Regions from separate parts of the Homo sapiens genome. Here region 2 is linked to region 1. A link is a loop called in an ENCODE intact Hi-C map of the cell type or tissue named here. Cell type or tissue: dorsolateral prefrontal cortex. All regions are shown on one strand. Links, peaks and the distances in the headings refer to the core of each region. The heading gives the core; the rest is flanking DNA.

Region 1 (2,915 bases), core at 229-2,728:
GAACCTGGGTTGTATTTTGGGGCGGGGGGATTTGCAGTGCATCTCCCTGGAGGCTCAAGATAGTCATTCCTTTCTTACGTTTTAAACCTCGCCCTAAGCCATAGCCTAAGTTACCAGAAGTGGCCCTCAGGCCCCGGGTAATTGAATTTAAAATGATAGGGGGGAGGGGGGAGGGATAGCATTAGGAGATACACCTAATGCTAAATGACGAGTTAATGGGTGCAGCACACCAACATGGCACATGTATACATATGTAACAAACCTGCACATTGTGCACATGTACCCTAAAACTTAAAGTATAATAATAATAAAATTAAAAGAAAATGATAGTGCTAGTTGCACCCAGCCCACCCATGCCTTGCTCAGAAGCCAGGCATTTCCCCTCTTCTCTCTGCCCTGCTAGTAATTTCGGCGAATTAAAAGTACGAAAGGGGCTTAGTGGAATTGAAGACCGCCCCATTGCTGCTAATTTTCCATGACTTTCAGAGGCAGATGACGGTAATTAGAGTGGGATGGTCCGAGTGACCAGAGGGGAGGAGTCCACGTTCTGGGTCACCGGGGTGGTGCTTTTCAAGGAAGAGCAGGTTAAAAAATAACCTCGTGGCAGTCAGGAAACCAGGGAGGCACCAGGTGGGTGGAGTGGGGCAGTTTCCCAGCAGGAAAACAGGACAGTTTGATAAAGAATGTTGGCACGGACAAGGTGAACAAAGCAGGTCCTGCCTTTCGCTCAAGACACTGGGGTTCCGCAGTTCCTCTGGGAACTCTTCCTCCAAGGAAACTAGTGTTTTACTGTGCAGCCATCAGGATGTGAGGTGCTGCAGGAGGTGCAGCTGACTCTCCGCCTTCCACACACTGGTTTGCACGTACACCCAGAATGCTGGCTCACCTGCATCTCCACCCAGCTGTTTTTAAAATATGCTTGGTCAACCAAATTGTATTCAGTTAATATCTATTGCATGTGAATCCAGTCACCAAGGTTAGTAAAAACAACAAAACACCCCAAATACCTCAGTATTGTGGGGCTGACATATCAGCCTCAGATTTGCAGTTTCAGTGTAAACAAAGGCTATGTCCTGGTTCACAACTGACTAGTTTGGAGAGTCTAAAACGGGGGGGGGGGGGGAATGCTTTCAGATGAGAGGAATCACAAACAAGAACTGTTTAGCATTTAATCCTTAATCTAAGATGTGATGGATTCTTTAGATTAGTAAGAGCTTGCCGTCTCGCCCTGATCTGCTTCTTGAGCAAGTTTCTTTGTCTCTCCAGGCCTAGGTTTCCACAGTTTAAAACAAGGAGGGTTGAAATAGGATGATCTCAAGTCCCTTCCAGCTCTGAAATTCTAAGTAGGGCCAGAAAGTCATGTTTGTTACAACGTTTCCGCAATATTGTGTGAGCGAATATTTGTGTTGCCACATCACCACTTCCTAACAGTAGATGCTGAATTAGTTTAACACCCTAGGATATTGGTATGTTATGTAACAAGACTGGTGGCTACTGTTTCTGTTTAAATAAAAGATAACGTTAGCTAAAGAAGACTAGCCTGATACAGTGGTTTCAGAGGGAGCTCTGAGGACCCCTTCAGGCCTGCTGTGTGTATGCAGGGGACTGGAAGAGGCCCCAGACCTTAGGGTCAGGAGACAATAAAACCAGCCAGCCGGCCAATAACAAAAAAAGTGTTAAGCCTGATCATGCCTCCTCCCAGTCAAAAAGAGCCAAGCATTTTGAGCTGGTAAAGGAGAAGGGAGAGGTGAAACAATGAAGTAAGTGAAACAAAGTAATAGATGCAACTTCTCTGAACCCAGAGGGGGCACTTGAATTGTCCCTCAATACATTTTCTCAGTGCCTACTATGAGCAGAATTCCCTGCTTGACTTGGATGATAGTATTCTGAAGAATCTACTGAGAGGAGAGACGCTGAGGCCAATGGAGAGTTGGTGAAATGAGACAGATGTTTATCCTGGAAAGCAAAAAGAGATGGAGAGAGAGAGAGAAATAAACAGATCTGTTCAGAGTCAGCCAAGGCTTAAACAAACAAACAAACAAAAACCCTTGCTGGTAAAAGTTTGAGAGATTCCTGGCCTCACAGATTATCAGCCTGCCTTTGTCAATGGAACAGTACCTCTGTCTCCTCTGTGTGAAGCCAAATTCATTCATTCCCAGAGCCTTCACGGAATTATTTTCCAGCAACCTCTCACTAATCCCATCTTCCCGCTGTTGCCATATTGGTGCTACTGCTGCTGTGAACAGAGTCACTTTTATGTGTTCACCTTACTTAACCTCTCAACCTTCACATTATTAATTTGAAATAATTAATTACATCTTCCTTCCCCTCACCCGCCATCCCCCAGTTCATCAACAGGTCCTGTCAGTTTCACTTCACAAATATGTATTTGCTGTGAACACATCTGCCTTTGCTGCTGCACCCTGGTTGGAGCCACCAACATCTCTTGCCTAGAATAAGCAGCAGCTTCCCAACTGATCTCCCTGCTTCCAGCCCATTCTCTGTGCAGCAGCCAGATGGTACTTCTAAACAAACTCCTTCTGGTGGCCCACAGGCCCTAGTAACCAGGCCTGCCAACCTCTCTGGTCTTCCACCATCTGTCCTTTGCTCAAACTGCTGCAGTCAAGCTGGCCTTTTTTCTGTTCCTCGTCCTGTTGTAGGGTGTTTGTATTTGCCATCCCCTCCACCTGGAATACCTTGCCCCCAGAAGGCTGCCTCTTCACCATTTGGTTCTGAGGTCAAATGCCAGGTGCAGTGGCTCATGCCTGTAATCCCAGCACTTTGGAAGGCCAGAGCAGGCAGATCACCTGAGGTCAGGTGTTCGAGACCAGCCAACATGGTGAAACACCGTCTCTACTAAAAATACAAAAATTAGCTGGGCATGGTGGCGGGCATCTGAAATCCCAGCTTCTAGG
Region 2 (2,915 bases), core at 242-2,741, 230 kb before region 1:
TGGACCATTCCCTTCTCCATTAAAAAACCAGAAACAAACATCTATGACCAGTTTTTCATCTAGTAGTCCTGGATACATGTAGACCTTGAAAGAGAGAGAGGGGAACTTCATTCTAGAGAGAATGTAAACATGAAAGAAAACCTCATGCCCTAAACTAAATGGAACTAGACAAAAAATTTGGGAATTTTTCTGAGTCATGTATTGGTGGACTACATGCCACGGTTACATATTTTATTAATAAGCTTATAGTATATTAGCAACTTGGGGGTTTAGAGGAAAATAATTAGATGGTATGGCCATATCACAAAACAAGAGAAATATCTCACGTTCAGTCCAAAAGTAAAAAATAGCAGCCAGGTGCTATGGCTCACACCTGTAATCCCAGCACTTTAGGAGGCCGAGGCGGGCAGATCGCCTGAGGCCAGGAGTTCAAGACAAGCCTGACCGACATGGTAAAACCCCATCTCTACAAAAAAATACAAAAGTTAGCCAGCCGTGGCGGCGCTCGCCGGTGATCCCAGCTTACTCAGGAGGCTGAGGCATGATAATCACTTGAACCCAGGAGGCAGAGGTTGCAGTGAGCTGAGATCATGCCACTGCACTCCAGCCTGGGTGACAGAGTGAGACTGTCTCAAAAAAAAAAAAAAAGTAAAAGATATCATCACACTTTCTTCTCTTTAAATGTCTAGATATTAAGATTTGAGTAGTTATCACAAAGCCAGTCACCAAATAGTCATTAAATCATTCATCAACAATATTGTTTGAGAGCTTAATAGAGATTGAGACACTGCTAGTTGTCAATGAAAATTGTGCTTTTATATGTATGCATATAGTCTTTAATAAATGTGTAGAATTCCCGTTAATTTACTAGTAAAATGGGACCTCTTCCAAGTGAAAGCTCAATGTTTACTCTAGCTTCCTATTTATTCATTCATGTGTTCATTCAGTAAATATTATAATGCACAATTCTTTTTTTTTTTTTTTTTTTTTTTGAGACAAAGTCTCACTTTGTTACCCAGGCTGGAGTGCAATGGCATGATCTCAGCTCACTGCAATCTCCGCCTCCCGGGTTCAAGCAATTCTCCTGCCTCAACCTCCTGAGTAGCTGGGATTACAGGCGCTTGCCACCACACCTGGCTAATTTTTTTATTTTGAGTAGAGACGGGGTTTCACCATGTTGGCCATGCTGGTCTCAAACTCCTGACCTCAGGTGATCCGCCTGCCTCCGCCTCCCAAAGTGCTGGGATTACAGGCATGAGCCACCGCGTCCAGCTAGAATGCACAATTCTTATATGCACCTTTTTTAATAGCCACGCAGAGGCATAAAATATGTGTAGGACATGGTTATTACCTTCAGTGAGATTACAAGTAATCAAGGAAATAAAATATTTAGAGGAGGAAAAACTAGCTAGAGTGATCAGTGAAGGCTTCTAGGAGTTAGTGACATTTGAACTGAGCTTTGAAAGTTGGGAAGATTCCAGTAAATGCTAGGGAAAGATTCTAGATAGAGTGCATTTGACAAAGGCACAATAGAGTGATCAAGATATTATTAATTATGGATTATTGAGAAAGATGCAGTATTAGTGTTCTGACTATAGTCTCTGTAAATCTTTCAGTGACCTGAAGGTGGCAAGCTGGGTTTACTTGAGAAATTTCAGATCAACATTATTTAAAAGAAAAATGAAACAGTACTATTTCTCTGAAAAAAATTTTTCATTGACATTTAACTCATAAAATCAAAAAGTGAAACAGATTGAAACATAAATAAACATTTACTGCATGTCTTTAGTAGGACTTACCTTAAGGCACATAGATTTTGTATTGCAAATTCTTTCCATTTTATTTATATTTATTTATTTATTTATTTATTTATTTTTGAGATGGAGTCTCACTCTGTCACCCAGGCTGGAATGCAGTGGTGAGATCTCGGCTAATTGCAACCTCCACCTCCCAGGTTCAAGCAATTCTTCTGCCTCAGCCTCCCCAGTAGCTGGGACTACAGGCGTACACCAACAGGCCCGGCTAATTTTTGTATTTTTTGTGGAGACAGGGTTTTGTCATGTTGTCCAGGTTGGTCTGGAACTCTTGACCTCAAGTGATCTACCTGCCTCAGCCTCCCAAAGTGCTGGGATTACAGGTGTGAGCCACCACACCTGGCCTTATTTTAATATCTTAATTTTTATTGTCCTTATTGATTTCTCAGTTATGATACAATTTTTTCATAGGAAAAAAAAGGAGCTTACATATTTAAGTATTGTAAGAATTAAAGAAAGAGGAAAGAAACATTAAAAGCGGCTCAACAGTCAAAGACAGGTTTATTTTAGAGAATAAGCCTGAGAGGGGCTTTTGGCCGATTTCAGTCAGGGGCCCTCTCTTACAGACTAAGATTATTTAAGAGTTCAGGGCAAGAGAATTTATCACAGGCTTGTAATATTTCTGTGTCGGGGAGAAGTTTATTGCGGGGTTGGAATGTCTCTGGTTGGAGGGAAGGTTATCTTGGGGCTGACATCTCTCCAGTCGGGGAGGGGTTTATCTTATGGTTGGAAGGTTTCCGGTCAGAGATGTCATTTGCGGTTTATGGTCATGCTGACCTTAGCCATTAGGCTGATGCCTTTTGGATTAGGCAGTTTTTGATCAAGGGGAACTTTAGAATAGCAGTGCTTGTCCAAGATGGCAATGTTCCTGCTCTGTCAAGTATTACCATTAAAATCTGAGGAAAGACCAGCAGCGGTGGTTGGCACCTATAATCCCAGCACCACTTTGGGAGGCTGAGGCAGGTAGATCATCTGAGGTCAGGAGTTCCAAACCAGCCTGACCAATATGGTGAAACCCCGTCTTTACTAAAAAAATGCAAAAATTAGCTGTGCATGTGTCGCGCGCCTGTAATCCCCGCTATTCAGGAGGCTGAAGCATGA

Evidence for each region. A loop is a pair of places that touch in the nucleus more often than their neighbours do. Peaks named below come from ENCODE experiments on the same cell type or tissue, not always from the same donor. Only the 100,000 strongest peaks of a DNase experiment are listed, where the experiment ranks them.
Region 2: it touches region 1 in a loop (4-fold over the local background); 41 of 110 quality-filtered maps call a loop at or near these places.

What each region holds. Positions count from the first base shown.
Region 1 is chr17:59,328,406-59,331,320 of GRCh38, reverse strand. No RefSeq gene overlaps it. Among named protein-coding and RNA genes, the nearest start is that of YPEL2, 1.8 kb to the left of the region's middle. In dorsolateral prefrontal cortex, for the core only: a CTCF peak has its summit at 1,584; a DNase peak (open chromatin) is centred at 1,600; H3K4me3 peaks cover 1,395 bases; H3K27ac peaks cover 2,500 bases.
Region 2 is chr17:59,557,869-59,560,783 of GRCh38, reverse strand. No RefSeq gene overlaps it. Among named protein-coding and RNA genes, the nearest start is that of DHX40, 6.3 kb to the left of the region's middle. In dorsolateral prefrontal cortex, for the core only: a CTCF peak has its summit at 1,638 (motif pointing right); no DNase peak of the experiment used is centred there.